2 separate regions of the Homo sapiens genome follow, and region 1 is linked to region 2. Evidence: read pairs that join two places in POLR2A ChIA-PET (ENCODE). Cell type or tissue: GM12878. All regions are shown on one strand.

Region 1 (8,000 bases), 170 kb before region 2:
ACTGGAACCTGGGAGGCCAAACCAGGCCTAGACAATCCCTGCAAAGTAACCCTGAGGAGGACGACAAGCCCTGCTCCAGTCACACCCGGAAGCTGACTGGCCTATTCGCGGCCGAAGCATGAGGAAAATCGTCGTGGGACTTACTTTCCTTATAACACGGACTTGTGTGGTAAAAGCTTCCACTGCTTCTTCCCACACAGAGGACTGCTTTCAGTGCATACCTCAGGTCACTGAGGTAGGACAACAAGTTAAGACAATCTTTTTGTTCTATAGTTATTATGAAGGCCTAGGAATTCCAAAAGGAACATGTTTGTATAATAACACTCAGTACAAAGTCTGTGATCCAGGAAGTGACCAGCCCGATGTGTGCTATGACCCCTCTGAACCTCCCATTTCCACAGTTTTTGAAATAAGATTAAGGACTGAACACTGGCAGGGACTCATAAATGATACAAGTAAAGTATTAGCCAGAACAGAAGAAAAAGGGGTGCCCAAATGCATAATCTTAAGATTTGACGCTGTGCTGTCATTAATAGCAATAAGTTAGGAGCAGGATGTGGCTCTTTTAATTAGGAAAAAACTACATGACCGAAAATAAGTACATCTGTCATGAATCAGGATTGTGTGGAAAAGAATGTGGGTACTGGTCTTGTGTCATTTAGGCTACTTGGGAAAAAAAAAATGAAAAAGATCCTGTTTTGCTCCAAAAAGGGAAAGGAAGCCTGTCCTGCATGAGTGGAAGCTGCAACCCTTTAAAATTAGTAATCACAAGCCCCTCAGACCCAAAATAGAAAAAAGGAAAATACTTATCTCTAGGCATTGATGGAAAAAGACTAGACCCTAGGGTAAACATTTTAATAAAAGGAGAGGTTCGAACATGCTCTCCAGAGCCAGTATTTCACACTTTCTATGATGAACAAAATGTGCCAGTGCCTGAAATTCCAGGAAAAACTAGACATTTGTTTTTGCAGTTAGCCGAGCATGTAGCCCAGTCTCTAAAAGTCACTTCGTGTTTTGTTTGTGGAGCAACTGTAACAGGAGATCAGTGGCCATGGGAAGCCCGAGAATGAGTTCCTACAGACCCAGTTCCTGATGAATTCTCGGCCCAAAAGAACCACCCTGACAATTTCTGGGTTCTAAAAGCCTCAATTATTGGACAATGTTGCATAGCTAGAGAAGGAAAAGAATTCACTCATCCTGTAGGACAGGTTAGTTGTCTTGGACAAAAACTGTATAATGGTACCACAAAAACAGTTACATGGTGGAGTTCCAATTACACGGAAAAAAATCCATTCCGTAAATTTCCAAAATTGCAGACTGTTTAGGCCCACCCAGAATTCCACTGGGACTGGACTGCCCCTACTGGGTTATACTGGATATGTGGACATAGAGCTTATGCTAAGCTATCTGATCAGTAGACAGGTAGCTGTGTAATTGGCACTATTAAACCATCTTTCTTCCTGCTGCCCATAAAAACAACAAACTCTTAGGATTCCCTGTCTATGCTTCCCGTGAAAAACGAAGCATAGCCATAGGTAACTGGAAAGATGATGATGGCCCCCTGAAAGAATTATACAATACTATGGGCCCGCCACTTGGGCATAAGATGGCTCATAGGGATATTGGACCCCCATCTACATGCTCAACTGAATCATACAGTTGCAAGCTGTTTTAGAAATTATTACTAATTAAACTGGTCAAGCCTTGACTGTTCTTGCCCGGCAAGAGACTCAGATGAGGAATGCTATCTACCAAAATAGACTAGCTCTCGACTACTTGCTAGCAGCTGAAGGAGGAGTTTGTGGAAAATTTAACCTTACTAATTGCTGTCTCCACATAGATGATCAAGGGCAAGTAGTTGAAGACATAGTTAAAGATATAACAAAACTGGCACATGTACAGTGCGAGTGTGGCACGGATTTGATCCTGAGGCCATGTTTGGAAATTGGTTCCCAGCAATAGGAGGGCTTAAAACTCTTATAATAGGAGTTATAATAGTAATAGGAATCCGCTTACTACTCCCTTGTTTGCTACCTATACTTCTTCAAATGATAAAAAGCTTCATCACTACCTTAGTTCACCAGAATGCTTCAGCACGAGTATATTATTTGAATCACTATCAATCTATTGCACAGGAAGACATAAGTAGTAAAAATGAAAGTGAGAACTTCCACTAATACCATGAGTGAGAGTCTCAAAGCGGGGAAATGAGAGAAGAGAGAAAGAGACCCCCCCATATTGTTCTATATTGTTTCATACTCAGTACCTGTTTTAAGAAGAAACAAGGAAGCGAAACCAAAGGCAGGCAGCCCGGCGCCATGCACCAGACCCAAAACCAGACCCAAAACCAGGCCTGGGCCTGCCTGACCTTAGCCTGATAGTTAAAATTCAACCCATGACCTAGCAACCGATTATCCATAAATTCCAGACATTGTATGGAAAGACATTGTGAAACTTCTCGTTCTGTTCTGCTTTGCTCTGATTACTGGTGCATGCAGCCCCTGTCACATACCCCCTAGATTGCTCAATCAATCACGGTCCTTTCATGTAAAATCTTTAGTGTTGTGAACCCTTAAAAGCGACAGAAATTGTGCACTCAACAAGCTTGAATTTTAAGATGCTAGTCTGCTGATGCTTCCAGCTGATTAAAAGCTACTTCCTTCACTATCTCGGTGTCTGTGGGGTTTTCTCCACAGCTTGTCCTGCTACACTAGAATAGCATATCCAGTGAAAATATTCTTCAAGCATGAAGGAGAAATAAAGACTCTCCCAGAACAAACAAAGCTGAGGAATTTCATCAACACCGGATCTGTCCTACAAGAAATGCTAAAGGGAGTACTTCAGTCAGAAAGAAAAGCATGTTAATGAGTGATAAAAAATCATCTGGGCCAGACGCGGTGGCTCACGTGTGTAATCCCAGCACTTTGGAAGGCAGAGACATGTGGATCACGAGGTCAGGAGATCGAGACCATCCTGGCTAACACGGTGAAACCCCGTCTCTACTAAAAATACAAAAAAATTAGCCGGATGTGGTGGTGGGTGCCTGTAGTCCCAGCTACTCGGGAGGCTGAGGCAGGAAAATGGCATGAACCCGGGAGGTGGAGCTTGCAGTGAGCTGAGATCGCACCACTGCACTCCAGCCTGGGTGACAGAGCAAGACTCCGTCTCAAAAAAAAAAAAAAAAATCATCTGAAGGTACAAAACTCACTGCTAATAGTAAGCACACAGAAAAACATGGTGTATTGTAACAGTATAACTATGGTGTGTGAACAACTCTTAAGTAGAAAAACTAAAGGATGAACCAATCAAAAATAATAACTACAACAACGCTTCAAGACATAGACAGTACAATAAGATATAAATACAAACAACAAAAAGTTAAAAAGTTGGGGACAAAGTGAAGGTGTAGAGTTTTTACTAATTTTCTTATTGTTTGTTGGTTTGTTGGTTTGTTTATGCAAACAGTGTTAAGTTTATGTTGTCAGCTTAAAATAATGGGTTATAAGATAGTATTTATGGCAGGGCACAGTGGCTTACGCCTGTAACCCCAGCACTTTGGGAGGCCAAGGCAGGCGGATCATGAGGTCAGGAGATCGAGGCCATCCTGGCTAACACGGTGAAACCTCGTCTCTACTAAATATACAAAAAAAAAAAAAAAAAAATAGCCAGGTGTGGTGGCAGGCACCTGTAGTCCCAGCTACCCTGGAGGCTGAGGCAGGAGAATGGCGTCAACCCAGGAGGCAGAGCTTGCAGTGAGCCGAGATCGAGCCACTGCACTCCAGCTTGGGTAACAGAGCGAGATTCCATCTCAAAAAAAAAAAAAAAAAAAGACAATATTTGCAAGCCTCATGGTAACCTCAAATCAAAAAACATACAACAGATACAAAAAAAAAAGCAAAAAATTAAATCATATGACCAAGGAAAATTATCTTCTCTAAAAGGAAAACAGAGGCCAGGTGTGGTGGCTCACATGTGTAATCCCAGCACTCTGGGAGGCTGAGGCGGGTGGATCACCTGAAGTCAGGAGTTTGAGATCAGTATGGCCAACATCATGAAACCAAATCTCTATTAAAAATACATAAATTAGCCAGGTGCAGTGGCACGCGCCTGTAGTCCCAGCTACTCGGGAGGCTGAGGCGAGAATCGCTTGAATCCAGGAGGCAGAGGTTGCAGTGAGCCGAGATTGCACCACGGCACTCCAGCCTGGGCGACAATGAGATTCTGTCTCAAAAATAAATGAATAAATAAATAAATAAATAACATGAAAGAAGGACAGAAAGAAGAGAATACTACAAAACAACCAGAAAACAAGTAACAAAATGTCAGGAGGACGTCCTTATCAAGAACAACATTGAATGTAAATGGACTAAACTCTCGAATAAAAAGATATAGAACGGATGAATGGATGAAAAAGAAGACCCAATGTTTTGTTGCTTACAAGAAACATACTTCACCTACAAATAAGAGTCTGGGTCCTCAGACGCAGGCAGTCCCACTTCATATGGGAGGGCAGGCTTATAATCAGTTCCTCTCTCCCTTCCCCAGGCCCTTCACAGACACCTGCTGGTCCCTCCCACTTGGCCAAGGAAACACTGTGGTTAATGAGTCTCAGAAAAGTGATGTGAAAGTGAGAAGTAAAAGTGACAGAGGCTAAAGGATGGGGGGTGGGAGGCAGTCCCAGCAGAGGACACCCCACGACCACCACCCCCCAAGTAGGGAATGAGGAGCACTAAGGACACAGGATACAACTTTTGTTGACACTACACAAATACTCTGCACAAATCTTCAAAAACATCCTTGTCCCCCTGTGTCACCTGCTGAGAGACCTCGTGTTCTGGTCACCTCCTAAACCGGGAGGTGGGGCATAAACAGGGTGGAGTCACAGGGGAAAGAAAACTAGGAAGCCTGGGTTCACACCCGGCTCCCCAGCAATGTCTCCACCACTGCTGCTGCTACCCTTGCTGCTGCTGCTGCCTCTGCTGAATGTGGAGCCTGCTGGGGCCACACTGATCCGGTATGGTGACCCCATTTGCCACCCCCAAACCTGGGAGGGATTCTCTGCTTTTTGCCCTTTAAGTCTGGGGCTCCTGGTTCAGTGATTCCCAAACCTGGCACCCAGGATCCTTGACTCTTCTTTCTTGGCTTTCCAGATCTCTAAAGTGGGCTCTCACCCCGAGGGCTCTACTCTGACATCTCCTAAGATCAGAGCTCCCTTTTATTTATTTATTTTTTTTGAGACAGAGTTTCACTCTTGTTGCCCAGGCTGGAGTGCAATGGCACGATCTTGGCTCACCACAACCTCCACCTCCTGGGTTCAAGCGATTCTCCTGCCTCAGCCTCCCAAGTAGCTGGGATTACAGGCATGTGCCACACCACCCCGGCTAATTTTGTATTTTTAGTAGAGATGGGGTTTCTCCATGTTGATCAGGCTGGTCTTGAACTCCCGACCTTAGGTGATCTGCCCACCTCAGCCTCCCAAAGTGCTGGGATTACAGGCGTGAGCCACCACGTCTGGCTCAGAGCTCCTTTTTTAAAATAATTTTTTTCTTTTTATTTATTTATTTGTTGAGATTGGGTCTTGCTGTGTCACCCAGGCTGGAGTGCAGTAGTGCGATCATGGCTCACTGCAGCCTCAAACTCGTGGTCTTAAGCCATTCTTCCACCTCAGCCTCCCAAGTAGCTGGGACTACAGGCATGTGTCACCATGCCCAGCTAATTTTTGAAATTTTTTGTAAAGAAGAGGGTATCCCTATGTTTTGCAGGCTGGTCTCCATGTCCTGGGCTCGAGCAATCCTCTCACCTCAGCTTCCCAAAGTGCTGGAATTACAGACGTGAACTACCATGTCCAGCCCAGAGCCCTTTTAAGTCCCAGATCCTCCAACACTGAGACTCTTTTTTTGTTTTTTTTGTTTTTTTTTTTTTTTGAAACGGAGTCTCACTCTGTTGCCAGGCTGGAGTGCAGTGGCGTGGTCTCGGCTCACTGCAACCTCCGCCTCCTGGGTTCAAGCGATTCTCCTGCCTCAGCTTCCCAAGTAGCTGGGATTACAGGCACGCACCACCATGCCTGGCTAATTTTTGTATTTTTAGTAGAGATGGGGTTTCACCATGTTGGCCAGGCTGGTCTTGAACTCCTGAACTCGCGATCTGTCCGCCTCGGCCTCCCAAAGTGCTGGGATTACAGGCGCGAGCCACCACACCCGGCCTTCACTAAGACTCTTGAGTGAGGAACCCTCCCCTTCTTCTCTGGATATGTTTTTTTGGAGGCCTCTGCAGATCCCACTCCAAGCTCTGATGACCAGTTATGGGGGTCTCCAGACATGTGACACATTCCCGCCATCTTGGAGACCAAGGCATGTGACATTTAAACTAAGACTCCCCCACATTCACACCCTCCAAATTGTTTAGGCCTCAAGAAGTCTATTTTTTTGTCTGAGCACAATGGCTCACCACTGTCAACTCAGCACTTTGGGAGGCCAAGGTAGGAGAACTGCTTGAGGCTAGGAGTTCAAGACTAGCTTGGGCAACATAGTGAGACCCCCAGTCTCTACAGAAAAAAAAAATCAGCCAGGCACGGTGACAGGTGCCTGTAGTCTTAGCTACTTGGGAGGCTGAGGTGGGAGGACCATTTGAACCCAGGGTTTTGAGGCTGCAGTGAGCTATGATTGAGCTACTGTACTCTAGCCTGGGCGACAAGGGAGGTCCTGTCTCAAAAAAAAAAGAAGTCCAGTTTTGGGGACCCCACCCAAGAAGTTCTCCCCTACCTTACCTCTGATGCTTCCCCAATTTCTCCCTTCCCCTCTTCTCTTCTCTTCTCCTTACCCCTTGGGGCTCTTCGCAGGGGGAGGGGTGTATTTTCCGGAAAGTGTTTTCCCCACTTCTCGTTCTTGTGCCTTTCAAAGACTGAGTCATGAGGGGTGAGGGCAAAGGTGTGAGTGAGGGTGTCATGCTCCAAGGAGTGACTAAAATTGGGTACAAAAATATTACTGCAGGCTGGGCGTGGTGCCTTATGCCTGTAATCCCAGCTCTTTGGGAGGCCGAGGCAGGTAGATCACAAGGTCAGGAGATCGAGACCATCCTGGCTAACATGGTGAAACCCCAACTCTACTAAAAATACAAAAAAATTAGTCGGGCGTGGTGGTGGGCGCCTGTAGTCCCAGGTACTCAGGAGGCTGAGGCAGGAGAATGGCGTGAACCTGGGAGGCGGAGCTTGCAGTGAGCCAAGATCATGGCACTGCACTCCAGTCTGGGCAACAGAGCGAGACTCCATCTCAAAAAAAAAAAAAAAAAAAATTACTGCATGAGGCCAGCCATGGTGGCTCACACCTGTAATCCTAGCACTATGGAAGGCAGAGGCCTGGAGGATTGCTTGAGGCCAAGAGTTCAAGACCAACCTGGCCAACATAGTGAGACCCCATCTCTTTCTACAAAAAAATCATTAAATATAAAATTTATTTTAAAAATTACTGCACATTATGTTTGTTAACCAGCTTTTTTTTAAGATTTTCTTTTTTTGTAGAGATGGGGGGTCTCACTATGTTTCCTAGACTGGTCATGAACTCCTGGCCTCAAGTAATCCTCCCACCTCAGTAAGATCTTTGAATAAGTAAGGATTTACAATCTGAAATTCTCCCAGGACTCTGAGAGTATAGATGTTGCTGGTGTAAGGTTCAATGAATTCATCATTCCCTATTCATCTGCTTTGCAAACCTAATATATCACGGACATTTTCCAAGTCAATGCAAAGAACAGTGAGTCTCAGAATGTTGTCTCAAAACCAATAGCATTAGCATGGCCCAGGACCTTGTTAGAAATGCAAATTCTCAAGCCCCATCCCAGATCTACTTAAAAATTAAGAGATCTGAATTTGAACCAGCCCTCTGAGTCTGGGCTTGGCAAACACTGAGCCTGAGGGTCAAACCCTGCGTGCTATTTCCCTTTTACAAATAAGCTAAAGGGAATCTAGGCCAGATGTAGTGGCTCATGCCTGTAACCCCAACACT
Region 2 (8,000 bases):
AACCTCTGCCTTCTGGTTTCAAGCAATTCTGCCTCAGCCTCCCGAGTAGCTGGGATTACAGGTGCCCGCCACCATGCCCTGCTAATTTTCCTATTTTTAGTAGAGACGGGGTTTCATCATGTTGGCCGCACTGGTCTCGAACTCCTGACCTCGTGATCCGCCTGCCTCGGCCTCCCAAAGTGCTGGGATTAGAGGCGTGAGCCACCGTGCCCAGCCTACAACCCTTTAAAAACAAAAACCATTCTTAGCTCTGGCTCATAAAAGAACGGGCTGTAGACTGAATTTAGCCCCTGTAGTTAGCCAATCCGTGTTTTAGTACGTGGATTTTGGTGAACATACATGTGCATCATGGTTGGGTATGCCAAGGTCCCCCTTTTATTACAAATGTCCTGTTTTTCCTCTGTACTCTGCTGGAATAAAGTCCATGGGTAATCTAAACTATTTACACACATAACTTTAAAAAATCAAATAACTTTAAGATAAAGGAGAAATAGGCTGGGCGCAGTGGCTCAAGCCTGTAATTCCAGCAATTTGGGAGGCCGAGGCGGGCAGATCGTGAGGTCAGAGATCGAGACCATCCTGGCTAACACGTGAAACCCCATCTCTACTGAAAAAAAAGAAAAAAAAATTAGCTGGGCGTGGTGGCAGGCGCCTGTAGTCCCAGCTACTCGGGAGGCTGAGGCAGGAGAATTGCTTGAACCCGGGAGCCGGAGGTTGCAGTGAGCCGAGATCATGCCACTACACTCCAACCTGGGTGACACAGCAAGATTCCGTCTCAAAAAGAAAAAAAAATCAAATAACCGTAAGATAAAGGAGAAATAAGGTAAAATAACTTTAATAAGATAATATGAATTCTTTTTTTTTTTTTTCTTTGAGACAGAGTTTCACTCTTGTCGCCCAGGCTGGACTGCAATGGCACGATCTCGGCTCACTGCAACCTCCGTCTCCCAAGTTCAAGCGATTCTCCTGCCTCAGCCTCCCGAGTAGCTGGGGTTACGGGCGTCTGCACCACACCCGGCTAAGTTTTTTTTTCTATTTTTAGAAGAGATGGAGTTTCACCATGTTGGCCAAGCTGGTTTCAAACTCCTGGCCTCAAATGGTCCACCTGCCTCGTCCTCCCAAAGTGTTGGGATTATAGGCGTGAGCCAACGCGTCCGGCAGATAGTGTGAATACTTATATGCAAATGTTGGTACATTGCAATAGACCGTTCACAGATATTTTGTTGTTTGCTCCTCTGAGCATATAAGATTGTACTTCCTGTCATGTGACTTGCTTGAGCCAATGAAATGAGACCAGGAATACGTGTCATTTCATTGGCACTGGAGGATTTAGGCACGTTGGCTTCTCAGCCTTAGTAACTGGAAGCAATGTCCCACGAGTGGCTGATTTGTTAGCCTGGGTTCGATAGTCAGAACTCTGAAGCTGTGGAGGTAGAGTCCTCAGCTGGCTGTGATGGGCATTAGCATGAGTAAGAAGCATATCTCTGCTGTTTCATGTCTCTGAGATTTGGGGTTGGTTTATTCCTGCAACACAACACAACACATTTCATTCTGACTGCTATAGGTATGATCATATCAGATCAGTGATTCTCAAACAGGAGAAATAGTGTCCCTCAGGGGACGTTGCAATGTCTGGAGACAGTTTTGATTGATTTTCCTGGCTGGTGGGGAGGTCCCCTGACATCTAAAATGGCCAAGACTGGATGCGTTGGTTAACACCTGTAATCCCAGCACTCTGGGAGGCCGAGGTGGGCGGATTACCTGAGGTCAGGAGATGGAGATCAGCCTGGGTAACATGGTGAAACCCCGTCTCTACTAAAAATACAAAAAAAATTAGCCGGGTTTGGTGGTGCATGCCTGTAATCCTAGCTACTGGGGAGGCTGAAGCATGAGAATCTCTTGAACCCAGGAGATGGAGGTTACAGTAAGCTGAGATCAGGCCACTGCACTCCAGCCTGGGCGACAGAGCAAGACTCTTGTCTCAAAAACAACAACAACAACAAAAAAAAACAAAAGTGGAGTCCAAAGATGCTGCTCAACATCCTTCAACACACAGCACAGCCCCCAGCAACAAAGAATTGTATGGCCCCAAATGTCAACAGCGCCGGCTGAGAAACCCAGCCCTGGAGCCTTACTCCTGAGATGTGATCCGTGGACCAGAAGCATTAAGGAAACAGGAGCCCAGGAGAGCCAGAATAACCCCATTTTCAGTTCTGCTCCATCTTGGGACTGACAAGGCACATTTCTTGCCAGTCATGCACATTCCTTGCACACAGGCACAGCTTAGTTTAGTCTTTTTTTTTTTTCTTTGAGATGGAGTCTTGCTCTGTCACCCCGGCTGGAGTGCAATGGCGCCATCTCGGCTCACTGCAAGCTCCGCCTCCCGGGTTCACGCCATTCTCCTGCCTCAGCCTCCCAAGTAGCTGGGACTACATGCGCCCGCCACAACGCTTGGCTAATTTTTTGTGTTTTTGGTAGAGACAGGGTTTCACCATGTTAGTCAGGATGGTCTCGATCTCCTGACCTCGTGATCCACCGCCTTGGCCTCCCAAAGTGCTGAGATTACAGGCGTAAGCCACCACAGCCGGCCCCAGCCAGGTCATTATTATTCTCTCTCCAAATCCATCTCTCACCCATTCTTCCTTTGCAACGTGGCTTGTATTTATCCCTTCCTGTCTGAGCTCATTAGTTGTTAGCCTGCATTCTTGTTATTTTTCTCATTCATACATTCACTCATTCATCTGACAAATATTTATTGAGCCCCTACTGTGTACCAGGTATTGTTCGAGGGGCTGGGGACACAGCAGGGAGCAAGTTCATGTCCACGTGGAGCTTACGTTCAGGTGGGGAAGACCATCATTAATCAGGCAGTCACACCCAAAAATGTAAACTCCCCTCCCTGCTGAGGGCTACCATGGAAAAATGCATAGTGTTCTGAGAACATCTAACAGAGGAATTTGACCTTGTCAGGACCATCCCAAGGTGTTCCCTTAGAAGGTGTCCTCATTGAGCTTTAAGTTGAAAGATGAGTAGGGGTTATTAGGTAGAATGGGAGAGTAAGGTGGTCCAGGCAGAAGAGTCAGCATGTGCAAAGGTCCTGTGGCAGAAGGACACAAAGTGTATGCACAGAACAGGTGCTACACTCGAACTTTCAGCCTCAAGCAATCCTCCCACTTCAGCCTCCCAAGTAAGTGGGACTATAGGCATGCACCACCCCTGGCTAATTTTTGTATTTTTTGTGAAGATGGGATCTCTCTATGTGGCCCAGGCTGGTCTTGAACTCCTGGGCTTAAGCGATCCTTCCACCTGTAATCCCAGCACTTTGGGAGGCCAAGGTGGGTGGATCACCTGAGGTCAGCAGTTCGAGACCAGCCTAGCCAACATGGCAAAACCCCGTCTCTACTAAAAATACAAAAATTAGTCGGGTATGGTGGCCATGCCTGTAATTCCAGCTACTTGGGAGGCTGAGGCAGGAGAATCGCCTGAATCCAGGAGGCGCAGGTTGCAGTAAGCCAAGATTGCACCATTGCCCTCTAGCCTGGGCGACAGAGTGAGACTCTGTCTCAGAAAAAAAAAAAAAAAAAAAAAAAGGCCAGGCACGTTCTCACCCCAGGGCCTTTGCATTTGCTGTTTCCTCTGCCCAGAAGGCTCTTCCCTGGGATGACCTTGTGATTTGCTCCTCATTTCCTTCCGGACTTTACCTGAATATCACCTTCTTGGTGAGGTCTCCTCTCCTCTGCAGAACCCTGGAAATTAACAGCACCTCCTGCCACCTCCTCCCACCCTCCCTATCTGCTTTATTTATTTCCCCTTAGTGCCGAAGACCATGAAATATACTATATATTTCATGTGCTTATTTTATTAGAACATAGCTCCAGGGGTTTGAGTCTGAGCTGGTCACTGGTGTAGCCCCCGTGTCTAGAACTGTGCCTGGCATAGAGGTGGTGCATGTGCTGTGTCTATGAATGAGTGTGCGCATGAAACAGGCATGTCTACCGTGTGGCTAGAAACGGGTGGGTTCTGGAGGCCTAGGGAGCTCAGATAAGGTTCCGGCCTAGAGCGGTCGCTGTCTGAGGTGGGGAGGGCTGAGTCCTCAAGGGAAAGAGAAACCGATACCATCCTGCAGTCTGATAAGATCTGTGAGGGAGGGACAATTGCCTCAGCCATGGGTGGAGCAGTGTCCTGTGACCAGGACAGCATTTTCCTTGGAAATGCCCCTGAGGCTGGATTATTTCCCCTCCCTCCCTCCCTCTCCCTCCCTCCCTCCCTCCCTCCCTCACTTCCTTCCTTCTTTCCTTCTTTCCTTCCTTCCTCCCTTTTTTCCTTTTCTCTTTTCTTGCTTTTTGAGATAGGATCTCACCCAGTCACCCAGGCTGGAGTGCAGTGGTGTGATCATGGCTCACTGCAGCCTTGACCTCCCAGGCCCAAGGGATTCTCCCACCTCAGCATCCCAAGTAGCTGGGAACACAGCTGTGAGCCACCACATCCAGCTTTTTTTTTTTCTTTTTCTTTTTTTTTGGTAGAAACAGGGTCTCCCTGTGTTGCCCAGGCTTGTCTCAAACTCCTAGATTCAAGGTCTGCCCACCTCAGCCTCCCAAAGGGCTGGGATTACAGGCAGGAGCCACCAGGCTGAATGTACTTTTAATAGCCAAATAGCTCTACAACTCAAAAGCACATCTAGGCACTCATTATGTCAAATATTTAATGCATGTTCCATGACTGGGGTTTTTTTAGGTTGAGATTAAAACCTTTGGTCTTGGAGGTACAGAAAATAATTAGCTTTTCATGATTGCATGATGCCTTACAATCTTTAAGATTTTTCTTTCCTATGCAGTGTTGTGGCATAAAATAAGCCCTGGCCAGGCACAGTGGCTCGAACCTGTAATCCTAGCACTTTGGGAGGCCGAGGTGGGAGGATCGCCTGAGGCCATGAGTTCAAGACCAGCCTGGGCAACATAGTGAGACCCCATCTCTAAAAATAAAAATTAAAGCTCTAGAGGCCGGCCTCAGTGGCTCACACCTGTAATCCCAGCACTTTAGAAGGCCAAGGCGGGTGGATCACCTGAGGTCAGGAGTTCGAGACCAGCCTGGTCAATGTGGTAAAACCCCATTTCTACTAAAAATACAGAAAATTAGCCGGGCATGGTGCCACATGCCTATAGTCCCAGCTACTTGGGAGGCTGAGGCAGGAGAATCGCTTGAACCTGGGAGACAGAGATTCCAGTGAGCCGAGATCATGCCACTGCACTCCAGCCTGGGCGACAGAGCCAGACTGTCTCCAAAGAAAAAGAAAGAAAGAAAAGAAAAAAAAAAAGAAAGAAAGGCCCTAGATTTTGGTCCAAAGTAGTGCATGCATACAGTATAAAACTTTCCTGGCTGGGAGGTGGACTGGAGGCAGGTTGGGGCCAGGGGCTAGTGGGAGAGAGGATGTGAGCTGAGTTCTCACCAAACAGAATTTTCAGGTGACTCACAGGCCATACCTCTGTGCTCCCAGCTCACATTTACAGAACGATGTCTGTGTACAAGGATTTTAAATTCATCATCCCATTTGCCCCTCACAGCGAAACTATTGTAGAGATGCTAATGTTGTCTTCATTTTACAGACAAGGACGCTGAGGTACGGGGGGATATGCACAGGTCACACAGTTCATAAGGGGCAAAGCTGGGATCCTGACACTACAGCCCACACTCTTTAAAAAAAAAAACTACCTTTTAAACTTTTTTAAAAATATAATTCACATGCCATAAAATTCACCATTTTAACGTGCAATTCGGTGGGTTTTAGTATATTCATGTTTGCACAACTATCACCACTATCTAATTCCAGAGCATTTTCTTTTTTTTTTTTAATTTTTCTTTTTTTTGAGACAGAGTCTTGCTTTCTCGCCCAGGCTGGAGTGCAATGGTGCAATCTCAGCTCACTGCAACCTCCGCCTCCTGGGTTCAAGCAATTCTCCTGCCTCAGCCTCCCAAGTAGCCGAGATGACAGGCACGCACCACCACACCCAGCTAATTTTTGTATTTTTAGTAGAGACAGGGTTTTGCCATGTTGGCCAGGCTGTTCCTGAACTCCTGACCTCAAATGATCCACCCACCTCGGCCTCCTAAAGTGCTGGGATTACAGGCATGAGCACCCGGTTGTAAATATATTTTTATATTATATTGCTGTCCATTCACTTTCTGGATGGTGTTTTCTGAAGCCCAAAGGACTTCAGATTTTTTTATTTTGGTTGAGTCCTCGCTGGCCTATGTATTTTTTGTTTGTTTGTTTTTTGTTGTTTTTTTTTGAGATGGAGTCTTGCTCTGTCCCCCTGGCTGGAGTACTGTGGCGCGATCCCGGGTTTACACCATTCTCCTGCCTCAGCCTCCCGAGTAGCTGGGACTACACGCGCCCGCCACCACACACGGCTATTTTTTTTTTTTTTTTTTTGTATTTTTAGTAGAGACGGAGTTTCACCTTGTTAGCCAGGATGGTCTCGATCTCCTGACCTCGTGATCCGCCCGCCTCAGCCTCCCAAAGTGCTGGGATTACAGGCGTGAGCCACGCGCCCGGCCAGTACCGTGTATTCTTGATCCTGCACACTGTGTTGAATACAGTGATTCACAGGTGGGGGACTTTTGGCATTATCTACGGACATCTATGGTTGTCACAGCTGGGAGTGCGGGTGCTGCTGGCATTTAGTGAGTAAAGGCCAGAGATGCTGCCCACATCCTATACCGTGCACAGGTCGGGGCCTACAAGGACGGATCATCCAGCCCCAAACGTCAGTAGCGCTGACGTTGGGAAATCCCGATTACCGATACACGTAACAGCCAATATGAAACCCTCACAGCGTAGGGTTAGAGCACAGGCTCTGAGGCCGGGCAGCCCGAGTTCAAGTTCTCGCCCTGCCTCCTACTCACTGTCCGATTTGGGGCAAGTTGTACAACCTCATCATCCTCATCTGTAGATGGGGACAATGCCATTGCTTCCCTTACAGCACACCGTGAGGATGAAAGGAGGCGCTAGGCCTTGGCATGTGGCCTGGCACAGAGTCCACACTCTCAACCCATGTGGGCCGTGGGTTTGGTTCAGCGTCCACTAATACCAGGTGTCCAGGACACACAGTGATTCCCTTCAGTTTCAGGTCAGCCCAGTGAGTGCCATGGTGCAGTGAGGAAACTGAGGGACAAAGAGAGGAAGCCTCCTGCCCAATGTCACACAGAACATGGGGTTCTCAAACAGAGTCTGAAAGGCAGGCAGGCAAGAGGAAAGGAAGGAAGGGAGGAGAGAAGGGAGGGAGGGAGGGAAAGAAGGGAGGGAGAGAGGGAGGGAGGGAAGGAAGGAAGAAATGAAGGGAGGGAGGGAGGGACAGACAGAGGGAGGGAGGGAGGGAGGAGCAAGACAGGAAAAAGGAGACAAAGCACTGAGACACAGGGAGAGGGGCAGAGATAGGAGACAGGGGATAGAGACCCAGAGAGAGGGGGACAGAGAACCAGAGAGAGGGGGACAGAGACTCAGAGAGAGAGGGATAGAGACCCAGAGAGAGAGAGGGGGACAGAGAACCAGAGAGAGGGGGACAGAGACTCAGAGAGAGAGGGATAGAGACCCAGAGAGAGAGGGGGGGACAGAGACCCAGACAGAGAGGGACAGAGACCCAGAGGGTTGGGGGGACAGAGACCCAGAGAAAGGGGATAGAGACTCAGAGAGGAAGGGGACAAACACCCAGAGAGATAGGGACAGAGACCCAGAGAAAGAGGGACAGAGAGAGAGAGAGAGGAAAAAAAAGAGACCCAGAGAGACTGTGAGGGCAGAGACCCAGAGAGAGGTGGTACAGAGACCCAGAGAGAGTTGGTACAGAGACCCAAAGAGAGGGGGACAGAGACTCAGAGAGAGAGAGAGGAACAGAGACCCAGAAGGGGGAGGGGACAGAGACCCAGAGACAGGGGAGTACAGAGACCCAGAGAGAGAGAGAGAGAGAGAGAGAGACAGAGACCCAGGGAGGAGACAGAGACCTAGA

The links. ChIA-PET counts read pairs that join two places held together with the same protein. Peaks named below come from ENCODE experiments on the same cell type or tissue, not always from the same donor. Only the 100,000 strongest peaks of a DNase experiment are listed, where the experiment ranks them.
Region 1: POLR2A ChIA-PET joins it to region 2 with 5 read pairs; 1 of 35 experiments calls an interaction of 5 or more read pairs at or near these places.

Annotation. Positions count from the first base shown.
Region 1 is chr19:50,341,687-50,349,686 of GRCh38, reverse strand. All of the region lies in intron 2 of LOC105372437 (a long non-coding RNA gene), which reads right to left. It also overlaps the pseudogene NAPSB. Among named protein-coding and RNA genes, the nearest start is that of KCNC3, 16 kb to the right of the region's middle. RefSeq lists enhancers at 2,217-2,366, 4,999-5,048, 6,879-7,118. In GM12878, no CTCF peak of the experiment used is centred here; DNase peaks (open chromatin) are centred at 2,176, 2,406, 4,606 and 6,911; H3K4me3 peaks cover 4,022 bases; H3K27ac peaks cover 6,075 bases.
Region 2 is chr19:50,169,392-50,177,391 of GRCh38, reverse strand. All of the region lies in intron 2 of LOC124904746 (a long non-coding RNA gene), which reads left to right. Among named protein-coding and RNA genes, the nearest start is that of IZUMO2, 10 kb to the right of the region's middle. In GM12878, no CTCF peak of the experiment used is centred here; a DNase peak (open chromatin) is centred at 4,071; H3K27ac peaks cover 435 bases.